2 separate regions of the Homo sapiens genome follow, and region 1 is linked to region 2. A link is an interaction called in ENCODE POLR2A ChIA-PET data of the cell type or tissue named here. Cell type or tissue: OCI-LY7. All regions are shown on one strand. Each heading gives the region's core, and the rest is flanking DNA. Links, peaks and the distances in the headings are about the cores only. Region 1 has its middle 240 kb from the start of PUDP. Region 2 overlaps PUDP (pseudouridine 5'-phosphatase).

Region 1 (4,396 bases), core at 103-4,102, 310 kb after region 2:
TGAAAGAAAGGCATGCCAAACACTGTCTCCAGCTGTCTTCTAGGGAGGAACTACTGGCTCTCACATCAAGTGAGTGTAGAGTTTACGGGAGAGTCAGAGGGGTAGCTGTTTGGGAGATTTCCCTAAAAGTATTTCTCAGGAGATGTTTCTTTGCCTAGGCAAGGGATGCCACTAATACTCTCTACTTGGATTCCTCTGCCTAGACTTCAGGAGTTTCTCTCCTTCTCTTTGAGGTTCTCAGCTTAAAGAACTTAACCCACCCTTCATGTCAACTGCCTGGCTTTTCCTCTCCCTCTTCTCATCTTTAGTTCATCCTTCCAATATCAAATAACTTATTTCACCTTTATGTCTCTTGAGGACTTTCTTTATATGTTAACTTCTGTGCTTCTTTAATTGCTTACAGCAAAATGCCAGGATTGTACTTCCAGGTTTTACTTTGGTTTATCAAGAAAAATGTTATGGACTTAGAAAGCCTTTTCTTTTGCTGTCAATACCTTGCGTGCAAAACGAGACCATCTCTGAAGATTGAGACACATCCACTTTGCAAACCCAAAATGCAGCAATGAGATCTTTATTCTAGGCATGTGTGCCTCCTTCTGAAGGAATCAGCTCTCCTGGTTCAATGGGTTCAGTGGGCAGAGTTTCATGAACTAGGGAGAAGAAAACATATTTTGGTTTACTGTTTCAGATCTATTGTCAGCTTTATATATGAATATGTGTGTATTTTTTATTGAATCACCAATTTCCCATCTACTACTAGTTATTAAAATAAGCCAGTTTTATATGTTTATAATTAGGAAAAGTAGCAGTTATAAACTGTAATACCCTAAAGGGTGGCATGATTTGAGAGTGTGAATAAACTCTAAAGAACAGAAGTTGCAGGCCGAGTGCGGTTGCTCAAGCCTGTAATCCCAGCATTTGGGAGGCCGAGGTGGGGGGATCACTTGAGCTCAGGAGTTCAAGACCAGCCTGGGCAACATGGTGAGACCTCATCTCTACACACACACACACAAAATAAATAAATAAAAATTAGCCAGGCATGGTGGCGCACACCTGCTGTCTCAGCTACTGGGGATGCTGAGGCAGGAGAATAGTTTGAGCCCAGGAGCCGGAGTTTGCAGTGAGCCATGATCACACCACTGCAGTCCAGTCCAGCGTGGGAGACAGAGCAAGACTCTGTCAAATAAATAAATAAATAAATAAATAAATAAATAAATAAATAAATATCAGAAATTGCCAATCTCATCCTTGAAGACAATGGGCAGAATCTCTTTATAGCTTATGGTGTGCTCAAGTCCTCACCCCAAATTCCAGTCTTTATCTAGGCCCTTCCAGCCCTTTGTTCTTGGGATCATGTTGTTATTCAGCCACTCCAGGGTTTGTCAACCTAGGAGAGGAATGAAATATACCCCACCAACTATCGCCCATCAAGTTCTGGAAGGAAAGAGAAGAGCAGTGTGGGTCTGCTAGCTCTGGAGATCCTAGTTTGTTTCTACATTGGGCCTCATTCCTCACTCTGCTCTGATCCTGGTGTTGCCTTGATCCTCACTTTGCCTCCTAGTTCCTGCCTTCCTGCTGGGCTAGAATATTCCCACTCCAGTTCTCTGCTCTTTTAGCAGGGTAGGTACTAGGAAGGTAGGTTATCAGTAGTTGTGGGAGGAAGATAGAGGGTGTAACACCATGCACTCATATACACACCTCCCTCCAGCACTACCATTGTACCCCAAGACATGTGTCCACTGACTTACCCACATTGGCTTAGGAAGGGCTCCTGAACCCTAAAAATGCTTAAGAGAGCAAAAGTGGCATAAAAGAGACTGAGCTTTGGAATCTTTGGTTCAGATTCCTAGTTGGTCATACACTAGCTGTGTGACCCTGGGAAAATTACTCCATCTGTTAAAATTTCACCTTCCTCACCTACAAAATCTGAATAATTTTCACCTGCCTACATGACAGAATTCATAGGAGAGTAAATATGGCATGACAAAGTGCCTAGGGCATGGTACACTCTCAGTAAATGCTGATTTTTCCTTTCCTTCTGGAGGCTTACCTGTAACAACCTATTCTCAGCTGCCCCATGACCCCTGACCTCAGCTGCATGTCTAGGCTCAAAGTGTCTTATACAGTACAGGTGCTGAAATCCAGAGGTTTACATGCAAATTGGACTGCATAATTTCTGTGTTTTTTTTTTCAGTGTTTATTTCAACATTAGTCTCCCTAATATTCATGGTTTTCAAGGTCAGTGGAAAATCATGTTGATTCGTATGACTCTGGATGATTAGAGTGAAGGGCTTTTGACTTCATCACTTGTAGCTGCTTAATGGCTGAAGAATTAACAAAGGAGAAAATAGTGTGAACATGCCAAAGGAATGGTGATTAGAGTTGCATGATTGAAAAGTTTGACATGTGTGGGGAAAAATCCATCTACTGCCCTGTCCTTTAATGCTGTGGCAGTTTTGCTCATATGCATGAGTAAAATGCAATTTCTACCAGTAGAATTCACTTTTGCTCAGAGGGGAAAAAATGCATGTGTCATAGTAGGATCTGGGAGTTGGAATTCAAAAGGTATAATCTAATGAGTGGGTAAAGAGAAAGACCCAAAGAGAAATGTTTGAGAGTGAATGGAGAGGAGAAAGGAGCAGGAGGAGACAGAGAGAGAGAGATACAGAGAGAAATAGCTTACAGAGGTATTTTTATCTGGTATTGTTTACTGGGAACCAAATTGATTCAACTACTGTATACCCAGCCCTAAACTTTTGCCTCAACCCAGTCCACTGAGACATAATCACTGGTTAGCTTTGAAACACATTTTCTAATTTCATTTCTTCATTGTTTTGCACACTTCAAGGCATCCTAGCTTCAACCAGAAACCAAAGAACATCTGCAATCACAGCCGGACACATTTTGTTGCAAAAGTCAACATTGCTGAATTCCAGTCCTCTTGATATTCTGAGCCTCTCAGATGTCAGGGGATATCTTGTTTTTCAACATACTCTATTGAAATGTTATACACGGCTCATGAAAAATATGCCATTTGATAGACTTCATAAATCCATCTGCTATAACAGCCACTATGATAAAGGTCAACTGTGGAGTGTGAGGGCATTTCCTAATCCTCTCCATTTTCATTCTCTTTAACCCTGTCAGTCCATGAAGTTGCTACTAAAGCTTGATGCTGTAGCTATGCATGCTGCCTGTACCTTGTTTTTAGATTCTTATCAGCGTAAATGTGCATGGGATCCTTATGGCTACTCTGTAAACTCCTAAATTTCCCGTCCTTATCTGAGGAAGTGCTAGGTACTGCTAAAGTAGAAAAGTCAGAGCCAGAGGAGATTTTTAATATAAAATAAGGCCCAGGAGAAGAGCAATCTTAGTCATGCTAGATATTTCTGAAGCATAACTTCTTAGTGGGAGATAGGAAGTAAGGAAGCTACTTGCAGTCTCTCAGCTGGGGGCCTCTTCTCCATGGATAGCAATTCAGAGATGGAAAACTATAGTTCTATTCTGCAACTAAGAATTATTTCTTATGGGACCCTGCATTTCTTTTTCCTACTCCCTATATAATCCCCTCCAACTTCAGATAATCTCAAGCCTGTTCATCAATTTAAAAAAAAAAAGTACTAAAAAAAGAGATTTCTACTTTATTTTTGGCTCACTCTTTAAGTTATGCACATAGGAATCTACATTTTCTAGCCTCCAAAGTGACGTGGATGGTAGGGACAGTAATGGAATGAAAAAGTACATCTGGTTGAGCTAATCAATTTCAAGCACTTGACTGTTTTTGCTTTTTGTTTTCCCATAGGGGGAATCCAGAAGCCTTTCTAAAATAATATGAGAAGGCATGCTATTGAGAAAATTCCTCAAACATGAGTGTGAGGGTGTTGACAAAGCCTAGGAAGAGAGAAATTACTCGTTATGAATAGGGGTTCTATCTTTTGCTGATAAAAAATCAGGAGGAAAGAAGAAAAGCAAGAAGTTAGGGGAAAGACAATGCCATAGGAGGTGAAGAATAGATCAAGACATTCTTTTTCCTGTATTTTATATTTCTCATGTATAATTTCATTGCATTTAATCCTTCTATTATCTTGAGCGTACAGAGAGTCTGTAACATCTATTGGAATTACGCATGTAAAGTCTGTGTTCTAATGGAAGTAAAATTTGTTTTCTCAGTTAAAAATAGAGACAATTTTTTTCCAGGCCCTCTCACAAGAGTCTGGAATAAATCAACATGTTTACAAATACAATAAATGTGCTACAAGCCAATTGGGGATTTGTTTGTTCACATTTTCCCAATGGCTTTGGACAGGCGGTTCAAAAATAAGCACAATTCTCCATGGAATTTCCACTGAGTAAGAGCTTGACAAATGAAATAAATCCAAGTGCTGATAAGAGAAAA
Region 2 (4,396 bases), core at 87-4,086:
TGGCAGTGCGTCCTGTAACCCGTTACTTGGGAGGCAGAGGCAGGAGAATCGCTTGAACCTAGGAAGTGGAGGTTGCAGTGAGCCGACATAGCGCCACTGCACTCCAGCCTGGGTGACAGAGCCAGACTCCATCTCAAAAAAAAAAAAAAAAAATTAGCCAATCATGAACTTCTGTCTGGATATAAACAGTGATTAAAGCTGAGTATCAAAACAATCTGAATTTAAAACAAGATTTTTAAATTGCTAGATCACACAATTTTAAACCAATATTTTAAAAAATGGAGCACACTTAAACACATGGCTCTGTAAAACACACTGTATAAAAATTTTCTTAAAGTACTTTGGTGCTATTAATTTTAAAAACTTAAACAGATTATTTTATTATTATTGTTTTGAGACAGGATCTTGCTCTGTGACCCAGGCTGGAGCAGAGTCAAACAATCATAGCAGCCTTGACCTCCTGGGCTCAAAACGATTCTCCAGCCTCAGCCTCCCGAATAGCTGGGACTACAGGTGCATGTCACCATGCCTGGTAAATTTTTTTATGTTTTGTAGAGACAGGGTCTCCCTATGTTAGCTAAGCTAGTCTTGAAGTTCTGCTTCAAGTAATCCTCTTGCCTCGGCCTCTCAAAGCCCTGGGCTTAGAGATGTGAGCCACTGTACCCGGCCGATTATTTTATTTTAGCTTATCCTTCTTGCATTTCTATTGCTGTGAATTATTTCTAAGGTGGAGTAGATAAACAAACACACACCAATGTGTCTAGACTGGAATGCAGCTCAACATTCTTATTGATGGAGAATGAATCAAAAACGGTTTTGGACGACTGCTTTACACCACCACAACATACTGAGATCTCCAAAATGCTTGGGACTCCTATGAAGATGAAAGCCAAGACAAGACTATGACCACAGTCAGAGATTACGGGACATCCGTCAATTATACGCCCTCTTTGGGCCTCAATTTTGTCATCTGTCAAAGAGCAATGATTAACGTTCCTCATGGAATTAATTCACAAGAAGAACAATGCCTGGAAAATGACATGGGTGAGGAAGCCCCAGATAAATGTTAGGTAGTGTCGTTATCATCAGATATAGCTCCAGTGTATCATCAGGAATGAACGATCCTAATCACCTGATTCAAAACTGCCTGATGCCTTCACAAAGTTTTTCATCTTTTAAAGAGTGCACACAAACTTTGTCTCACTCAGTGGCTTTCCCTGAGAAGTAAAAGACGAAAAAATGCAAATGGAGTTCTGTTCTAGGGAGAAGCTGGTTAATTATGTGTATAAATGAACTCCAGTTCCCAGCTCCTAGAATTTGGTGTGCTTCCGTGGGTTTACAGGAAGGGCAGAGAGACAGATATCTAGGTATCTGTTGCTCCAAACAATCAGCTCACAGGACACATCTCCAGGGGAAGAACTGGGGAATGTGGAGAATCAGCACTGTGAGTGGGAAGAAACGCTCCTGCTTTCCTCCATCCTAGAGACCCAAGGTGGGTGAGAACAGGGATGTGCAATTAAACAGGATTAAACAAAGGAAAGAGGCAGAAGACAGGCAGCTGCCGCGCGGTCTCAGGTGTTCGTGGCATTCTTTTGTTGGGTGATCTGGCCATCAGAACCCTACAAGCCTGAACATTCTCTGTACTACCTAAGACCTGCAGTGAGCAACAGAATCAAGTGGGGGGTACCGGGGGTTGACAACGCAAAGTGGGAGAGGGAACCGCTTAGAGGGCCGTGCATGTCATTAACGCTGTGTGCCGAGAACCATGTCCTGGGCCTCAGTCTAGAAGAGCTCTATGAAGTGAGACATGGAAGACAGCCCGTGCCACTGGGGCAGACGATGTGGTCAGCTGATGGATGCCACCTGGCTACCTGTGAGAAGACGCTGATGCTATCCCAGGACCAGACACACCTGTGGGATTCTGCTGAGCCTCCACTTCCTGCATGGGCATCCTAAGGGTGCCTGGCCCGTCACCCCACCCCACCATGGGGAAGGTGCTTTGGCATGCTGTCTTTCTTAGGGGCTACTTTTGCAACTGCCTGAACAGCAGGTGTTATGCTTCAAAAGCTTTGTGTGACTGAGAGCAGTGGGTTGAACGGTAGCCCCCAAACAGAAGTCCTCACCCATGGTACTTCTGTCTTGTTTAGAAAAAGGGTCTTTGGAGATGTAATTAAGTTAAAAATCTTGAGATGAGCTCACTTTGCCACGTGGAAACGGAGGCAGAGACTGAAGTGATGTGGCCACAAGCCCAGGGATGCCTAGAGCCCCCAGGAGCTGGGAAAGGCAGGAAGGATCCTCCCCTAGAGCCTACAGAGGGAGTGTGGCCCTGAGACACCTTGATTTCAGACTTCCAGTCTCCAGAACTGGGAGACAGTCAACTTCTGTTATTAGAAGTTGCTGAGTTTTCAGTATCTTGTGGCAGCAGCCCCAGGAAATGAACACACAGGTGCTCTGTTCTTGAATGTGAATGAGCAGAACAGACACTGCCAGGTGTTTGTGGAAGAAGACTCAAACAGGCAGAAGACAGGAATCTGCCAGAAAAAAATGACAATCCAGAGAAAAGTGGGCGAGGAAGCAACAGTCATGATAATAATTAGTATTCATGAAGACATATAAGTTACTGAGTCCTTAAAACAAAAACAGAATGCTAGAAAAGAACAATTCCCAGAAGAAGAAAGAACATATGAGGATTAAAATAAATCAGGAGAGGAGGGCCGACACAGGCAATGTCAGCTACGACACCAAGCTGTCTGGGATGCGGTTCAAGACAGTTGTGGGGGGCAGGTGGTGGACAGACGGCTGCTCTTTCTCGTTCCTTAGAAATATGTCCGGTTTGGCTGGGCATGGTGGCTCATGCCTACAATCTCAGCACTTTGGGAGGCCGAGGTGGGCGGATTACTTGAGGTCAGGAGTTGCAGACCAGCCTGACCAACATGGTGAAATCCCATCTCTACTAAAAACACAAAAATTAGCCAGGCGTGGAGGCACATGCTTGTAATCCCAGCTACTCGAGAGGCTGAGGCAGGAGAATCACTGGAACTCAAGAGACGGAGGTTGCAGTCAGCCGAGATCACACCACTGCACTCGACAGAGAAAGACTGTCTCAACAACAACAACAACAAAAAAAAAAAGAAGGAAAAAAAAAGAAATACGTCGTGATTTTTAAAACATTGACAATATTCAAATATACACAGAAAGAAACTGCCTGATTGATATTGCTTTATTTCCTGTGAGGCAGTTTCACTTCCTGAGGACTACAGAGAAACCCTGTCACCCTCCGGCCTCCATCCTCTTCCTAAGACTCAGAATCTGAGCTGTTACCTGCATCTTTGCGGGTGAAGACATAGCTCATGTGCTTTCACTTCCTGGAAACTTTACCAGGCTTCTCACACCCTTGTAACCCGCTGGGATTCACCACAACACCTCCAGCAGCTGGCTGCAGTTATTGCGGTTGTATGTATGTGGTTAGAAACTTCCACTCAAGAATGAGTCACAACCTCTGCACTCCCAAGACCCCATGCAGACATCCAGTGAATAAACTGCTTATTTCCTGCCGTCTGTTTTCCTCATCCTCGTACTCCATCCTCTCTGTTCTTAGGAATGGAAGGCAGTGGTGGGGGCAGGAATCATTCCTTTTCCTTGCAGTACATGTGTGCAGCATGGAATAGAAAGTGATTTCAGATACATAGTGGGAAGGTGAGCTAGTTTTCCTTTGACTCCATCCATGGCTTATGAAGCAAGCTGAATGCTGGCTGTGGGGGTGTGAGGATGGCCCCTGCACTACACAACAATGCTCAGAGTTTCTCAGGGTTTGTGTTTCCAATTAGGAGGCCACGCTTGGCTGGCACATGCTGGGCCCTCAATAAATATCTATGACCGATATTGAATGGACAATTAAGGCAAAGGTCATTAAAAATAACATTTGGCTATGTGAAAATCACTCAGATTCTAGATTTTAAGTGTTCTCCCCACAAAACATGATGAGAAAGTGAGATGATGCATGTGTTCATTACCTTGACGCAGCCACTCCACAATGTATACATACTTCAAAACACGTTGTGTGTGATAACTATATACGATTTCTATTTGTCAATTAAAAAATAAATAAGTTAAAAAAATAGCATCCGGTTATCCGAGTTCATGGTGGGGAGCCTTCTCATGAAGCGGTTAGCATTCTCCTTTACACAAGACAGACCTGTTACTCTCTAATAAGATGCTGCCTCCTGGAAAATGTGTACCCAGAGAGCACACACGGTCCAGCAGACGTCGCTGTTGTGGTATAGCACATGGAGGCAGGGGATAAGATTCGATGTGATTGACAGGCACATTTATCCAAGAGAAAACTTTCAAGATCTGATGGAGTAATGCAGGGTTTCCATTCTTATTTCTTGCCTAC

What was found. Peaks named below come from ENCODE experiments on the same cell type or tissue, not always from the same donor. Only the 100,000 strongest peaks of a DNase experiment are listed, where the experiment ranks them.
Region 1: POLR2A ChIA-PET joins it to region 2 with 6 read pairs; 2 of 35 experiments call an interaction of 5 or more read pairs at or near these places.

The regions. Positions count from the first base shown.
Region 1 is chrX:7,386,832-7,391,227 of GRCh38, forward strand. No RefSeq gene overlaps it. Among named protein-coding and RNA genes, the nearest start is that of PUDP, 240 kb to the left of the region's middle. In OCI-LY7, for the core only: no CTCF peak of the experiment used is centred there; no DNase peak of the experiment used is centred there.
Region 2 is chrX:7,080,784-7,085,179 of GRCh38, forward strand. The region is part of intron 2 of PUDP (pseudouridine 5'-phosphatase); the gene reads right to left. Among named protein-coding and RNA genes, the nearest start is that of STS, 65 kb to the right of the region's middle. RefSeq lists enhancers at 1,356-1,856, 1,857-2,357, 2,477-2,546. In OCI-LY7, for the core only: no CTCF peak of the experiment used is centred there; DNase peaks (open chromatin) are centred at 2,024, 2,438 and 3,378; H3K4me3 peaks cover 2,177 bases; H3K27ac peaks cover 2,499 bases.